Regions from separate parts of the Homo sapiens genome. Here region 2 is linked to region 1. A link is an interaction called in ENCODE POLR2A ChIA-PET data of the cell type or tissue named here. Cell type or tissue: PC-9. All regions are shown on one strand.

Region 1 (8,000 bases):
CGTGAAGTTTAAATCATTATAACTAGGCTCAAATAGATCTTTATTAATCAAAATAGGAATCATTATAATGAACACATTTTTTGCCAATAAGAAATAAGTTTGTTTATTCCTATAGCATAAAAATCTGTGTTTCGGGATTTAACAAACTCTTTTAAAGCATTTTCTGCATCCTACTGATTGTGGGATCATTTTCCCTGCAAAAGTTGTCAAGATGGTTGAAGTGGTAGTTGGTTGGTGAGAAGTCAGGTGAATATGGCGGATAGGGCAAAATTTGTAGCCCAATTTGTTCAACTTTTGAAGTGTTGGTTGTGCAACATATAGTCGGGTATTGCCATGGAGAAGTATTGGGCCCTTTCTGTTGACCAATGTGGCTGCAGGCTTTGAAGTTTTTGGTGCATCTCATTGATTTGCTGAGCATACTTCTCAGAAGTAATGGTTTCACTGTGATTCAGAAAATGGTAGTTGATCAGAGTGGTAGTAGACCAAGCAATGACTATGACCTTTTTTTTTGGTGGAAGTTTGGCTTTGGGAAGTGCTTTCAAGCTTCTCAGTCCAACCACGGAGCTGGTCATTGGCGGTTTTCATATAAAATTCACTTTTCCTTGCATGTTCACAATCTGATCAGGGAACAGTTCCTTCTTGTTGTGTAGAATAAGTGACTTTTTAAAATTTTCAGTCATCTTATGAGGCCCCACTTATTGAGATTTTTCATCTTTACAATTTGCTTCAAATGCTGAATGACCATAGAGTCATTCAGCATTTGAATGTAGAGTCTACATTGAGTTCTTCGGCAACTTCTATAGTGAGAGGATCAGTGTCAATGATTGCTCTCAATTGGTTGTTGCCAACTTCCGATGGCCAGCCACTGTGCTCCTCATCTTCAAGGATCTCCTCTCCTTTGCAAAACTTCTTGAACCACCACTGCACTGTACGTTTGTTAGCAGTTCCCGGGCCAAATGCATTGTTGTTGTTGCGAGTTGTCTCCACTGCTTTATGACCAGTTTTAAATAAGAAAATTGTTCAAATTTGCTTTTTGTCTAACATCATTTCCTTATTCTAAAATAAACATAAACAGCAAGTAATAATCATTAACAAAAAACATAAAGTGAGAAATCCCCTTAAAATGATGTGTAACACAGCCACGTTTGTCTAAGAAAGCATTCCACTATCAAATGGCAAATTTCAACATTGCAAAAACCACAATTACTTTTGCACTCACCATGTAAGGTGAGGAAGCAGAAATAGCTTCTCCAATCAGGTGATATTTGGACAGAGATTTGCAGAGGTGCATGAGTGAGTTGATGACAACAAATGGCAGAAGATTAGATGGGCCTCATCATAACTTTGGCTGTAACGTTAGTTTTATCCAAGGACACCATTAGGCTCTATTTGAGAATCTCTGGCAGCACAGGTACACAGTTAGTCTCATAATTCAACTTTACTTATATGGGAAGATGTACATACATTCTTCCCCTTTTAAAAATAATCTAAAGATTTGGTGGTGCAAACTTGGAGTCCCAGCTACTCAGTAGGCTGAGGTGGGAAGATCACTTGAGCACATGAGTTCAAGGCTGTACTGAGATGTGATTGTCCCACTGTACTCCAGCCTGGGCAAGAGAGAAAGACACCATCTCTTAAATAAATCTAAGCCATTAACCAAAGGCTAGTTGCCACCATTCTGATTTTTTTTCAAGGGAGTTCCAAATCTACCTTGAGCTATTCATAAAAAGAAAAATTTATAAGCTTTAATTTTACTTTTCTAAGCACTCATATACCTGAGTAAACTTACATTCCAGTTGTATGATTTCTATTACCTGTAAATATTTCTGCTCTGAATCGGAATAATCTATTTTGCTGAAATGAAATATGCATTCTTAAATAAAATTTAATCTCCCTTTATTTTTCTTCTGAAGAGAACCAGAGTCTACATATCTGTTATGACTAATTTATCTTATTTTGAAACTTCTCATATTTTAAAGTAATAATAATAATAGTAGTAATAGTAGCAATAGCTAAGTTTACTTTTCAGGTCCCATTACAATTTTATATACAAATTTTATCAAATTAACATCTGCAATAAACTCACAAGTATTTTTTGAGCAATTACTATGTTCTGTTGGCTGTCTGAGATGCTGAGGATACAGAGAAAGTTGATCTGGAACACTATTTTCATGGCGTTTTATCTCCTGTAGAAGACAGACAATAACCAAAACACTTGAGGAGGCATTGATTTATCTCTTCCATGGGTGAAAAGACAGGCAAAATGGAACTTGGGTTTGCCTTACTCTAAAGCCCATCATTTCCATAGCTATGCTATTTCTGTATCATTAAAAGGGAAATAGGAAATGTCATCAATAAGCTGAGAGTTCAGTAAAGTATTGGTTCAGATTTTGCAGCCAAAGGCTTGATACCAACTTCTAGAATAACTATTTCTCATGTTGTAAAATCAGTGTTTCTCCAACTTAATCTTGGAAGAAAATCACTTGGGGTGCTGGTTTGAAATAAAGGGTTATCAGACCCATCTTCAGACAGTAGGTCTGTGGTAACCTGCCTTTGTCACAAGTTTTCAGGTGATTCTGATGCAGATAGCTTCTGGGTCAAACTTTGTGAAATTCATTTCATAGTAGTAAGGTCTGGCAAATGCTAGTACAGACAGTAATTAAGCTAATGAGTTCATCAGATAAGACAGACATGAATAAGGCCACAGAAGTACAGGATCAAAAAGATCTAATGAGTTAGAGACATTGAAAAGGTAAGGGTGTAACCTTGGCCTTCCCTCCATCCACCCTCCAATTCAGTGCTGTTAGATTCGTGTCTCTTGGTCCATGTCTGATGCCCCATGATAAGGCCCAGACCCTATGAGCGCCAGTGGATTTTCTCACTCTAAGGAAGCCACCATTTTCTCCTCCTCAGAGATACGGTTATCAGAAGCCTTGAACAAGTTTCTCCTTAGAACTAGAAAAGAGTTTTAATGATAATGACTAAAGATTAATTTTAAATCAAGTATGAAGTATCCTCCTATTTTGGTTATTCAATTCTATTTATCATCTAAGGGTTGATATTTTAAAACATAGCAAGCTTTGAAGAAGGTGGCATGCACAAAAGTTAACAGAAACTTTCAAGATTTTAAGAAAAAGTATAAATATAATATTTTGAATTCAACAGAGAAGTCATCCATAAAACTAAATGTATTATTTAGTATATTAGATTGAGCACAAATACTTTTCCTTTTTGCTTATATATTGTTCTTTGTTTACTTCATTTTAAGTGGAAAGAATCAGAAGAAAGTAGCATTGAAAAGAACTTGAAATTCTTGTGCACTTTTAAAGTCCCTCTCACAGGTAAATAGTAACTTATTTATAACTTCAAGGTTTTATGATATCAGGCCATAGCAAATTCTTTGTATAAAAATTGAAATGAGACTTAATTACCCTGTTTTTAGGAAGTGAGTAGATTTTTAAATTTAAGTAGTTTATTGTATTGGTGATTTGTGCTTGTGTAGTTTGAGGGAAAGGATAAGCACATCATTTTTTCCTGTCTCTTGAGAGGGACAGGTTTCTAAAACCTGATTTATTTCAAAGATCCTTTGTCATGCTTCTATTGCAGCAAACTATTGAGAACTTCTTTTTAAGACATTAGAGAAAAGTGTTTAAGATGAATCTACTGACAGTCCAAATGCTCACCGAGGTCACCTTTTTCATAATCGATGTTTGAAGAGTCTGATCTATCAACAATTTAATCTAAGTAAATGAATCCTGCTAGTGAATTAATGTGATTTTAACTGGGATTCACTCATTTTCAATAATGTTGCTGCTTTTGTTGTCTAATAATTTAATGTCTCAAATTATGAGAGTTTCAAACTTTGGCAGGCCAGCAGGTGTTTGGGGGGGACATCTCATTTCATTTATGTCAAAGTTTGAAAATGAATCTAAATATGCCAGCCTGGTTATTTCCTGTGGGCTTAACAGAATCTTAAGCAGTATGTTTTCTGCAATTTAAAGGGTAAGAATAATTGTTAATCATTCTTGCTTCTCCTGTTCTTTAAAAAAAATCAAATACTGTTCATACTCCCTGATGATTAAATGTTTAATATCTTTCTCTCTTCCTCTATCTCCCAATTATGACCTCCTTGGAGATTTTGTCACTGTGCTTAACTTATAGATCCATAATAAATGTTTGATGAATAAATGAGTCAATGCATGTGTAAATTAATAGAAAGTTTAGTTTGAAATTATAAAGAATGTATTTCTCCGTGGAAAGAAGGAAGCAAGGAGGGGAAACACACAGTGAAGATATCATTCTTGGGTGTAGTCGCACAATCAGAAGGCAGGGTGAAAGCATGCTTAATCACTGCCCCTGTTTTCATAACATGTTAAGTAGCAGGGTAGAAAACCCACTGCATGTGTCATCATGAGGCCAGGGTTGCAGCTGAAGGTCTTCCACTTAACCATTTGACCTCGTGCACAGCACTTTGATTACTTTAATTTTGATTCCTCATTTAAAAAATAGATCTTTGTATGAAGCCACTTCCATGGACTCAAATGATCCTGAAAGGCACAAACCATTCCGTTTGAACCTTTCAACCCTTTGTTTCCAAATAGCCAGCTGCCCTATATATCTTGTGCCCTGGAAATAGGGTAATGATTTTATTTTAAAACTTTGCAGATGTATTTCCTGAGTATCTGTCTAGAAGCCCTGCAATTCACTCAGGCTTAACGTACAAAGTGGCAGATCTCTCCCTTTAGGCAAACACATTGGCTGCTGTGTTTACAAAACCAGTGAAGGCATATTCCTCTTTCTCTTTTAAAGTTTATTCATGCCTCCATGTGCTCAAGGAGGCATGACTAAGCTGCATGGCATGAGGAAGTCTCCGGAAGTAGAAGTCTTTTAATAGCTATAGAGCCTAGTTCTAGCAAAACAGATTGATTAAAGTGGCACAGCTCTTATAATTTATTTCGTGCATACAAAGGTAAGTTTTACATATTAAAAATGGAACCTTCCCTCTATCAGGCAGCATCCAGGCACATTTTCACATTATTTAGCTGCATAAAGTATTGAACCGAGAATCCGAAGCTGTGGGTTGGGTTTACGTCCCTGACTTGTTTTTTTGACCTTGACTTCGCCCATGACTGACTATGAGGGAAATAAAGCACGACAAAAACTCTATATGCTTAATAATTATCGAGTAGGTACCACTTCCACCTTCATCTAAAAAAAAAAAAGTAAAAAAACCTCCTGCAGTTTCTGAACTCATTTTACTGCTCTAGTAGCTTTTACTCTGACTTCAGCTTCAACAGCCAAAAGGGTAATATTTTTAAAACATCAATTTTATCGTGCTTAAAACTCTGATTACTCTGACACTGCATTGCCTGTGGGAATAACTCCTAACTTCATAGCACACTTTCAAAGCCCTTTACAAATCTTGCCTCAGCCTACCTTGAAGCCGAACAAACATGGGCAGAGCAGGGTCCCTGTCTACCTACCTTATCTCTCACCCTTCTGCTCCTCTGTCAGCGACACTCAGCACTCATTACATTGGTCTATTCTCCATCCAGGAAGCGCATCAAGCACTTTTCTCTGTAGTCTTTCTGTTGATGCTGTTCCTTCAATTCAGAATGTCCTTCTCTTTTTTTTTTAAACCTCATTTTCTACAGGACTACCCAGAAAAACTCTTCCCTGTAAGTTTCTCTAATATTTCTCTTGTTATGCAGAGATACATGCTGTCTTACCCAAATATACACCACCATAAAGGTTTGTATAAAACTACATCATTACATTTACCTCAGATATAAAACTTCTCTTGTTGTTTGTTTTTAACAGACTTGAGACAACGAGAGACAATCATGGTTCCAGCAAAAATATGAATTCCATTGGTACTTTTCAGTTTGAAGTAAACATAATATTAATACTAATATCACCTTTATTGAAAGTTCACTATATACTTGACACTGTGCTAATGATTTGTTTTAGTATGTTTTTTTTTTTTTTTTCTTTGAGACTGAGTTTTGCTCTTGTTAACAGGCTGGAGTGCAATGGCACGGTCTTGGCTCACTGCAACCTCTGCCTCCCAGGTTCCAGTGATTCTCCTGCCTCAGTCTCCCATGTAGCTGGGATTACAGGCACCCAACACCATGCCCGGCTAATTTTTGTATTTTTAGTAGAGATGAGGTTTCGCCATGTTGGCCAGGTTGGTCTCGAACTCCTGACCTCAGGTGATCCACCCCCCTGAACCTCCCAAAGTGCTGGGATTACAGGTGTGAGCCACCGTGCCTGGCCTCTTTTAGTGCTATTTAAATCTATCTATTTTTCTTATCTAAACGTAAGTATTGTCTCAATTTGCAAATGAGGACAATGAAGCTAATAGAAGACAAATTGCTTGAATAAGGTCTCAGAATTAATACATAGCATATCCTGGATTTGAATTCAAGGTTTTTTGGTTTTAATGTATACAACTAAAAGTCCTTCTAGGTCCTCCCTCTTTATCTTAGTCTGTTTATGCTGCTATAACCGAATTCCTAAGACTGAGCAATTTATAAAGAACAGAAATTTATTTCTCACAGCTCTGTACCTGAGAAGTCCAAGACCAAGGAACCAGCAGGTTTGGTGTCTGGTAAGGGCCTGGTCTCTGCTTCCAAGTTGGTGCCTTAGAGGGTAAATTCCCTGGAGGGTAGAAACACTGTTCTTCACATGGCAGAAAAGCAAAAGAGAGTGCGCCCACTCCCACAAGCTCTTTTAGTACTGGTATCACATTTTTCATGATGGTGAAGCCCTTATGATCTAAACACCCTGCATTAAGCCGTGTTTTCCATTACTGTTGCATTGGGGATTAAGTTTCAGCATGAGTTTTGGAGAGAACAAAAACATCCAAGACAAAGCACTCTCTATTCTTCACTCTCTGTATCTAATCTATTGGCAAGTCTTTTTGACATTACCTTTCTAATAGAGTACCAAATACATGTAGTTTTTTCCCTTTCCCCATTTTTGTTCTACCTACCATCATTGTTTTGTTTTCACTATTGTATAATCTCCTCACTGATAGAGCTTTGGATCTTTTCTTCTTACCTGCATACGTAATTTTTTACTCATTCATAGAATCTTTTTAAAAAATACACATGTTCCCATGTCATCCCCTGCTTAAAGCCTTTCAGTAATTTCCTGTTGAGTTTGGCATAAAATTCAAGCCTTGCTATGGCTTGTATAATCTGGCTTCAGCCTTCCTCTCAGGACCTCATGTCATAGGTAAACCCTGAAAGAGTCAGTCCTTGAGGCTAAATTCAGAATAGAAGCAATGGTCATGTACTCACTAAAGGTCACACATAAACCATGTGTTCCCAGAAAACCCACGTGCTCACATAACTTTGGGACTTTCATAGCTGTGTCCTATTTATGCCACCTGAAACAATGGCTGGAAAATATCATTTAGCCTCCTGGACTAGACAATACACTGTGACCTGCTTTGACCAATCACAACCAAACAAATCTGCATTCCTCATTTTCATAGTGAAGGCTGTATCTCCCTGGTTTGCAAATTGTGTACTCAAATAAAATCTCTCCATTTTTAAAAAAGAAAATTATTTTCAGTAGATTCATTGACACATATTAGCTCACTCTTACACAGAACTCTCCAGTTGCACATGCCTTCTGCTTGCTTCTGAAATTCTCCAACACTGCTCTTAGTTAGGTCATTTGCACTTGCTGTGCCTTCTGCTTGCAAAGTTCATCATGCAGATAACTTCATAGCTAGAGTTTACTTGTTATTTAGATCTCGTAGAAGTTTCTCAGGCCTAAAATAAAGAGTCCACAGCTGTCAGAGGCATTTGAACCAGAGTGACTCCATCTTGAATGGGGGCTGGGTAAAATAAGGCTGGAACCTGCTGGACTGCATTTTCAGGAGGTTAGGCATTCTAAGTCACAGGATGAGATAGGAGGTCAGCACAAAATACAGGTCATAAAAACCTTGCTGATAAAACAGTTTGGAGTAAAGAAGCTGCCAAACCAAG
Region 2 (8,000 bases), 630 kb before region 1:
TTCAAGAAAAACCCTTTTTGTTTCATTGACATTTTATTTCAAATTCATTTTTCTTGCTCTAGTCTTTATTATTTCTTTTCTATTAATTTTGGGTTTGGCTTGGTTTTGCTTCTCTAGTTCTTTAAGGTGTATCATTAGGCTGTGTATTTGAAGTTTTTCTACTTTTCTGATGTAGGCACTTATCGCTATAAACTTCCTTCTTGTTCTGCTTTCGCTGTATCCCAAAGATTTTGGTATATTTTGTTTCCACTAACATTTGTTTCAAGAAATATTTCAATTTCCTTCTTAATTTCTACATTGACCCACTGAATATTCAGGAGCATATTGTTTAATTTCCTTGTGTTTGTACAGTTTCCAGAATTTCTCATGTTGATTTCTAGTTTTATTCCATTGTGGCCAGAGAAGATCCCTGATATTATTTCAATTTTTGTGAATGTTTCAAGACATGTTTTGTAACCTAACATATGATCTGTCCTTGAGAATGACCCAAGTGCTGAGGGAAAAAATGTGTATTCCAAAGCCATTTGACGAAATGTTCTGTAAATACCTATTTCGTCTATTTGGTGCATAGTGCAGACAAAGTCCAATGTTTCTTTGTTGATTTCCTGTCTAGACTATCTATCTAGTGCTGAAAAGTCGGGTGTTGAAGTCTCCAGCTATTATTGTATTAGGGCCTATCTCTCTCTTTACTTCTAACAAAGTTTGTTTTATATACCTGAGCGCTCCAGTGTTGGGTGCATATATATTTAGAATTGTTATATCCTCTTGCTGAATTGACCCCTATACCATTATGTAATGACTTCTTTGACTCTTTTTTTAGCTTTTGTATTGAAATCTATTTTTTTCTGATATAAGTATAGCTACTCATGCTCTTTTTTGGTTTCCATTGGCATAGAATATCTTTTTTCATCCCTTTATTTTCAGCCTATATGTATCTTTATAGACAAAGTATGTTTCTTGTAGGCAACAGATTATTGAGTCTTTTTTTCCATCCATTCAGCCAGTCTATGTCTTTTAATTTGAAAGTTTATCCCATTTACATTCAATATTATTATTGATAAATAGGGACTTAGTTCCTGCTATTTTTTAATTTATTTTCTAGTTGTTCTGTGATTTTCTCTCCCTATCTTCCTTCCTGCCTCCCTTTCAGTGAAGGTGATTTTCTTTGGTGGTATGATTTGTTTTCTTGCTTTCTATTTTTTGTGTATCTACCACATGTTTTTTGATGTGAGGTTACCATGAGGCTTGCAAATACTATCTTATAACCCATTATTTTAAGCTGATAACAACTTAACACTCTTTGCATAAACAAATAAGCATAGAGAAAACAAATAAAAACTCTACACCTTAACTTGTGCCCCCACTTTTAATTTTTTGTTGTTTCCATTTATATCTTAATGTACTATCTATGTCTTAAAAATTTGTTGTTGTAGTTATTTTTGATTGGCTCGTCTTTTAGTCTTTCTACTTGAGTGGTTTACATACCACAGTTAGAGTGTTATAATATTCTGTGTTTTTACTTACTATTACCAGTGAGTTTTGTACTTTCAGATGATTTCTTACTGCTCGTTAACTCCCTTTTATTTCGGATTGAAGTACTTCCTTTAGCAGTTATTATAGGACAGGTCTGGTGTTGATGAAATTCCTCAGCCTTAGTGTGTCTGAGAAAGTATTTCTCCTTCAAGTTTGAAGAATATTTTCACCAGATATACTATGCTACGGTAACAGTTTTTTTTTCTTCAGAACTTTAAATATATTATGCCACTCTCTCCTGACCTGTAAGGTTTCCACTGAAAAGTCTTCAGCCAATGTACTGGAGCTCCATTATATGTTATTTGTTTCCTTTCTCTTGCTGCTTTTAGGATTTTTTTCTTTATCCTTGACTTTGGGTGTTTGATTGTTAAATGCCTTGAGGTAGTCTTCTTTGGGTTAAATCTGCTTGGTGTTCTATAGATTTCTTGTATTTGGACATTGATGTGTTTCTCTAGATTTGGGAAGTTCTCTGTTATGATCCCTTTGGATATTTTATCACTATCTAGCTCCTTCTCTACCTCCTCTTTAAGGCCATTAACTCCGAGATTTTTCCTTTTGAGGCTATTTTCTAGATCATGTAGGCATGCTTCATTCTTTTTTATTCTTTTGTCTCCTCTGTGTATTTTCAAATAGCCTGTCTTTAAGCTCATTAGTTCTTTTTTCTGTTTGACCAGTTCTGCTATTAAGACTCTCATGCATTCTTCAATATATGCCAATTGCATTTCTAAACTCCATAATTTCTGCTTGATTTTTAAAAAATTATTTCAATCTCTTTGTTAAATTTCTCTGAGTGAATTCTGAGTTCTCTGTGTTATCTTGAATTTCTTTGAGTTTCCTCAAAACAGCTACTTTAAATTCTCTGAAAAATTAAATATCTCTGTCTCTGCAGGATTGGTCACTCGTGTCTTATTTAGTTCATTTGGCAACATCATGTTTTCCCGAAAAGCCTTGATGTTTGTGGATATTCATCTTTGGGCATTGAAGAGTAAGGTGTTTATTGTAATCTTTGCTGTCTGGGCTTGTTCGTATTTGTTCTTCTTGGGAAGACTTTCCAGGTATTCCAAAGTACTTGGGTGTTGTTGTCTAAGCCACATCTGTATTCAGGGGCACCCCAAGCCTATTAATGCTATAACTGTTGGAGACTTGTGGAGGTATTACCTTGATAGTCTTGGATAAGATCTGGAATAATTCTCTGAATTTTTAGGCAGAGACTCTTGTTCTCTTCCCTTACTTTCTCACAAACTAACAAAATCTTTCTCTCTGTCCTGAGCTGACTGAAACTGGAAGTGGGATGACACAAGCATCCCTGTGGCCACCACCACTGGGGCTTCACACTGGGTCTCACTCAAGATCCACTATAACCTCTACCTGGCTACCGCCTATGTTCACTCAAGGCTCTGGGCTCTATAATCAGCAGGAGGAGGGGAAAGCCAATCAGGTTTGTGTCCTACTTTTCAGGATGGCAAGATTCTCCAGGTCCTGTGCAGGTCCAGAGGTGCCATCTTGGAGCCAGGTACTAAAGTCAAAACCTTGGAAGTCTACCTGGTGTTTTATTGCACTTTGGCTGAGCTGGCACCCAAACAATGAGACACAGTCTTTTCCACTCTTCCCTCCCCTTTCCATAGGCAGAGGAACGTCACACAGTGACTACCACCATCACTGGCCCATGAGGAGTACAGCCAGACTACTGCCAATGTTCCTTTAAGACCCAAGGGCTGTTAAGTCAGCTTGTGGTGAATGCCACCTGGCCCGGGACTCAACTTTCAGGGCAATGGTCTCACCTCTAGCCCAGGGCAGGTCTCAAAACGCTGTCCAAGAGCCAAGGCCTGGAATTAGGGACCTTAAGAGCTTGGTGCTCTTCCTGACTGTGGCTGAGCTGATACCTAAGCTGCAAGACAAAGTCCCCTTTATTTTCTCTCTGCTTTTCTCAAGTAGAAGGTGTCTCTCCCTGTAGCTACCACAGCTGGAAAAGTGCTGAGTCTCATCTGAATCCAGCAAGTCTCAGAGTCTCACCCAAAGTGCACAGCATACAACCTAAGTATCACTGCTGGTTATTCAGGGCCCAAAGGCTGTTTAGTCAGCAGGTGATGGGTCCTGCCAAAACTTGGTCCTTCCCTTCAGGGCAGCAGGTTCGTTTCTGGCCCAGGGTATGTTTAGAAATGTTGTCCTGAAGCTAGAGCCTAGAAGGGGCACCTCATGACTCTGACTGGTGCCATATTCTACCGTGACTGAGCTGGTATCGAAGATGGATGACCAAGTCCTCTTTACTCTTTCCTCTTCTTTTTGAGAGTTTTCTTTTCACTTGTCAATTATCTACCTGTGGCTGTTCCTCAAAGTGAAAAGAAATACATTTTGATATAGGCAGGACAAATTATTTAAAGATTTGAAAAGTGGGACTATATAATGTGGTTGTTAGAGAATCCATAGATATGTAGCTATTATGTAGCAAAATTAAATAAACAAGTTTGGGTGGTTCCCCCTTGTTGACTCAGTGACTAATTCCCTGTTGCTTACTGCAGCAGACTCCAGTGATAGAGAAAGCAGGAAGCTGCTGTGTCTGCTACACTGTGGCCACTTAAAATTAAAATCGGTCCTGGTAGTTCTTCAACTTTAAGGGAAATGCCATGCCTGAACCGAGATCGCGCCATTGCACTCCAGCCTGGGCAACAAGAGCGAAACCCTGTCTCAAAAAAAAAAAGTTGAAGGCCCTGAGACAGAAGAGCATTATCTAAGCACCATGCCTCTTGGTTTATGTAAGATCTTTGAGTTAGCATGATGAGTGATTCCATAGGACCAGTTCTTTGCTTATTCCCGCCAAGCAGAGAAAGTCTCAGTAAGCTCTCTGTCTGTAGTTACCATTATTTTTGTTACATCTTCTCCTATATCTTCTTAATGCCAGAATGGTGATTATAGTTATCATGTACTATGTTTTTTAACCCCCTTGTCACCATTCTCTATAACAGTGGCAGAAATAGCATTAGCAATTTGTGTGTACGCAAAGGTTCATGATCTTCCTTCATCGTATTGGCAAGCTCAGCACTCCACCAATAAGAACTAACTCTGATTCAATTGTATTTTGTTTCTATACATTGTATATTTAGTTGTGGAGCTAGACTGGCTCTTTTCATACTTGAAATTCCACATATATAATCTTTAACATCTTGCATAAAATTTAAAGGAGTGCTAGGAGTTAGTATAATGCTGTTGGGGTAAAAAAAAAAAAAAAAACTCAGCTTTCATTCATAACCCCATTAGTGGATCAACACATTTCATTTGGTGAATTAATAGAAAGTTGCAGTTTGTATGGTCACACAGATTTCTGATTTCTTTTTGCAGAGACTATTGTCTCTGAAGCCAATTATTTAGGGACTTGTTATAGCAAGTAATATTTGAGTGCATCCTTAATGCCAGGCAGACTTTTAATAATAAACCCAAGTTGAGTGCTTCCAATTCAACATATGTCCTCATAGATTTATATCTCATTTTATTGGCATCCAAATAATATACCCTTCCCAACCAGAATTCAAGTTTAGTATCTAAGTATATACAAAAAGATTTACATTTTAATTACAATTTGTGAAAAACTTCATGTTTTCCTTACAACTGTACTCCCCTTCTTCAACATGGATTATCAAGAGTAGACTATAATTATTATGAATTTCAAGACCACTTGTTTTCACAGAAAGCCATTTTTAGGAGTTCTTGCTACTAGTAAGCCTAAATTGTACTTCCTTGTCTGGTAATATGGAGAGTGATTGCTCTAGTATTCTTGCCTTTATCTCCAGGAAAGTCATATTCCTGCTTCAAAATGTCAGCTGTTCTGAGGAGTCTTTACCAACTTCACAGAACATTTTGGCCATGTTGTCCTTGCTGCTCCCGTTGTATCTCATACCCTTTTTTGTCTCTTAAACCCATAATTTGGTCACATGAAGTTCACACTAATGGAGAAGAAAAATTGTGAATTAATGGACTTAAGCTCAAGCTAGAAACTTTAAAAATGAAATTGTCATCAATACTAAGAGGCATGTTCTGAATTACATAAGGAAATTGTACATGCAAAGGTGTTAGAAGCACCTCTGTGTTGTCCGGGGGTCTCATTCTTCCCGTACCAGTAACTTTATAATTTAAGGTCACCCCCTCTTGAGGTCCAAAGCAAATGATGCAAAGACAATTCTAACTGTGGTGTTTCTGATGCCTGGGTTTATTAAATCATAATAGAATATACTGGATTTGATTACAAGTCTTGAGTCTATTTGTTTAAGTTGGCTCACCATGTGTTATCATTTCCTAACTGCTGGCCGGAGTTTCCCAGGTTGAGGTCTAGGTCTGAGTACACAAATAGTTACCTAAAATTATCACCCATATTTCCCTAGTTCATATATACAGCCAGAGAATAAATGATAGGGCCTATGGTAAAGGGTAACACGGCATTTGGAAAATGTGTAGGCCTTAAGCATATCAGAACGAGAGAGAAATGCATATTATCACATGAGAGTTTTCACAAATTAACTCCATCATTATCTTTCTGAAACTCTCATTGCCCATGATGCTCGGTGCAGCTATATAACAGTTAACCTATTAGTGAACTACAATAGTTATGTTCGGGTCCCCTAAAGACTATATATTCTCTCTTTGACTTATTATATAAAACTCATTTCTTCTACAGAGTCTGGACATGTACTAATTTACAAAGTCACCTTGAGATGATCTATCAGGGCTGCATCCTTTAATGTTACTGAAGATGGCTGTTAGTAACTATTTCATTTTGAAGACTAAACATATTTATATTTGGTAAGTTTATACTATAATTTTATATGTGTGCATATATACTATATATAATACAATGTATACATTACATAAATATATATACATATATACAATACATATATGTAGTTTAAGAATAGGCAAGAAATTAAACACATTTAAATCCTACTCTAAGTTGCTATCCATGCAGCATCTGCTTCTATTAAGGGATTTATTATAGAATATAGAATTAATGCTTTTATCCCTCCTCCCAGGCAATAAGTAACTTGAATGCAGGCATCTTTGCATTTGAAATAGCCCACCACAGTTCCTTATAAGTATAGACATAAATTTAATTGTTTTGGAATGAATTGAACTGAATAAAATTGAACTGAACTGAAAGGGACTGAACCAATTGAATTGCTTAGAATACATTCCTTCAGTAAGAGGAATATTGCTAAGGTCGGAAAAGAGGTAAAGTGAAACTAGAGTAGGCCATTGCAATTCTGCAGCCTAAATACTACAGGCTTTTGAAATTCTATGCAAGGAAAATTCACACAAATATTAGTCTCTTTGTTTTCCTCATCTTCCTGTATATGTAATCCTTAAGAGGTTTTTGCATTAGTTGGAGTTGCTAGCATTAGTAATTTATACAAGGGATTTGATGTTCTAGCAATAACTTACAAACCAGACTTTCAGGGAGATTTTACAAACTACAATTACAAGAACCTACTCGTGATCAACTAAATCAGAATCTGCTGAGGTTAGGTCCTTGAATTAGAAATAAAATAAAACTCCAAAAAGTGGTTTGACACAGCTTGTCTATAAGGAAGTATAAGGCAGGGCCCTTGCTTACAGAGCTTACAACCTAATTTGATATTCAAAAATCTAACTAACTTATTTTACAAAGTAGCTTTTGATGAGTATCAAAAAAAAAAAAAAAAAACTTCCACATGCTATGAAAGAGGAAGAAAGGGTTAATCGGGCTAGTAGTACAGAAGGATTTTTGAATCTGGCATGATTTGCAATAAGTCTTGCTACTTGTAGATTTTTAAAAATCTTAGACAGTGGGAAAATAAATAACAATTTAATATCTAAAATATGATAAATCAAGAGTCTGGACACAATTTAGATTATATCACATCAGAGAACTAGAAAACTTATTAAGATGATGTTCATTAAAATCTCTATTATTGTTTTACACAGTAAACAAATTAAACAAAATTGATGGGACCAAAGTAATTTAAATTTCATCTTGGATTTTTTTTGGGGACTAAAAATTGATGAGGCTAAATTAGGCAAAGTCATAAATATCAAATGACAGAGAAATTATATAAAGTAGCAGCAATGGTAGAAACTATGAACAGAAAAGATAAAAAGAGTTACAAAAAGAAACATGTAATCAAACCAAAAGAACTTAGAAAAGCTAAAAAAAAAAAACCCCACAAAAACACAATATAATTATTGGAGGAGAGAAGTACCTGAAGAGTGGTATAAGCCAGTGTTCTGTAAGTGGGAGAAATACACAAATTATATATGAATTCATAGTATGTTGAAGAAAGTGAGTGGTTTAAACAGAGGTATCATTTTATAAAGAATAACATAAAAAATTTGCTTGTTGCAAGTCTGTTGGGATTACATTTGAAATGTAATGTTCAATCCTGTACACATCTACCTCATTATCATGAAAGAAAGATCAAAGAAATAAAACTGTTCTTGGAAAT

The links. ChIA-PET counts read pairs that join two places held together with the same protein. Peaks named below come from ENCODE experiments on the same cell type or tissue, not always from the same donor. Only the 100,000 strongest peaks of a DNase experiment are listed, where the experiment ranks them.
Region 2: POLR2A ChIA-PET joins it to region 1 with 5 read pairs; 1 of 35 experiments calls an interaction of 5 or more read pairs at or near these places.

What each region holds. Positions count from the first base shown.
Region 1 is chr1:73,590,398-73,598,397 of GRCh38, reverse strand. It overlaps LOC105378802 (a long non-coding RNA gene), which reads left to right. Exons shown (of 3, transcript XR_001737793.1): 3 at 3,269-3,341. Among named protein-coding and RNA genes, the nearest start is that of LINC02238, 80 kb to the left of the region's middle. In PC-9, no CTCF peak of the experiment used is centred here; a DNase peak (open chromatin) is centred at 4,847; H3K4me3 peaks cover 929 bases.
Region 2 is chr1:74,218,939-74,226,938 of GRCh38, reverse strand. All of the region lies in intron 3 of FPGT-TNNI3K (FPGT-TNNI3K readthrough), which reads right to left. Among named protein-coding and RNA genes, the nearest start is that of TNNI3K, 12 kb to the left of the region's middle. In PC-9, no CTCF peak of the experiment used is centred here; a DNase peak (open chromatin) is centred at 4,018.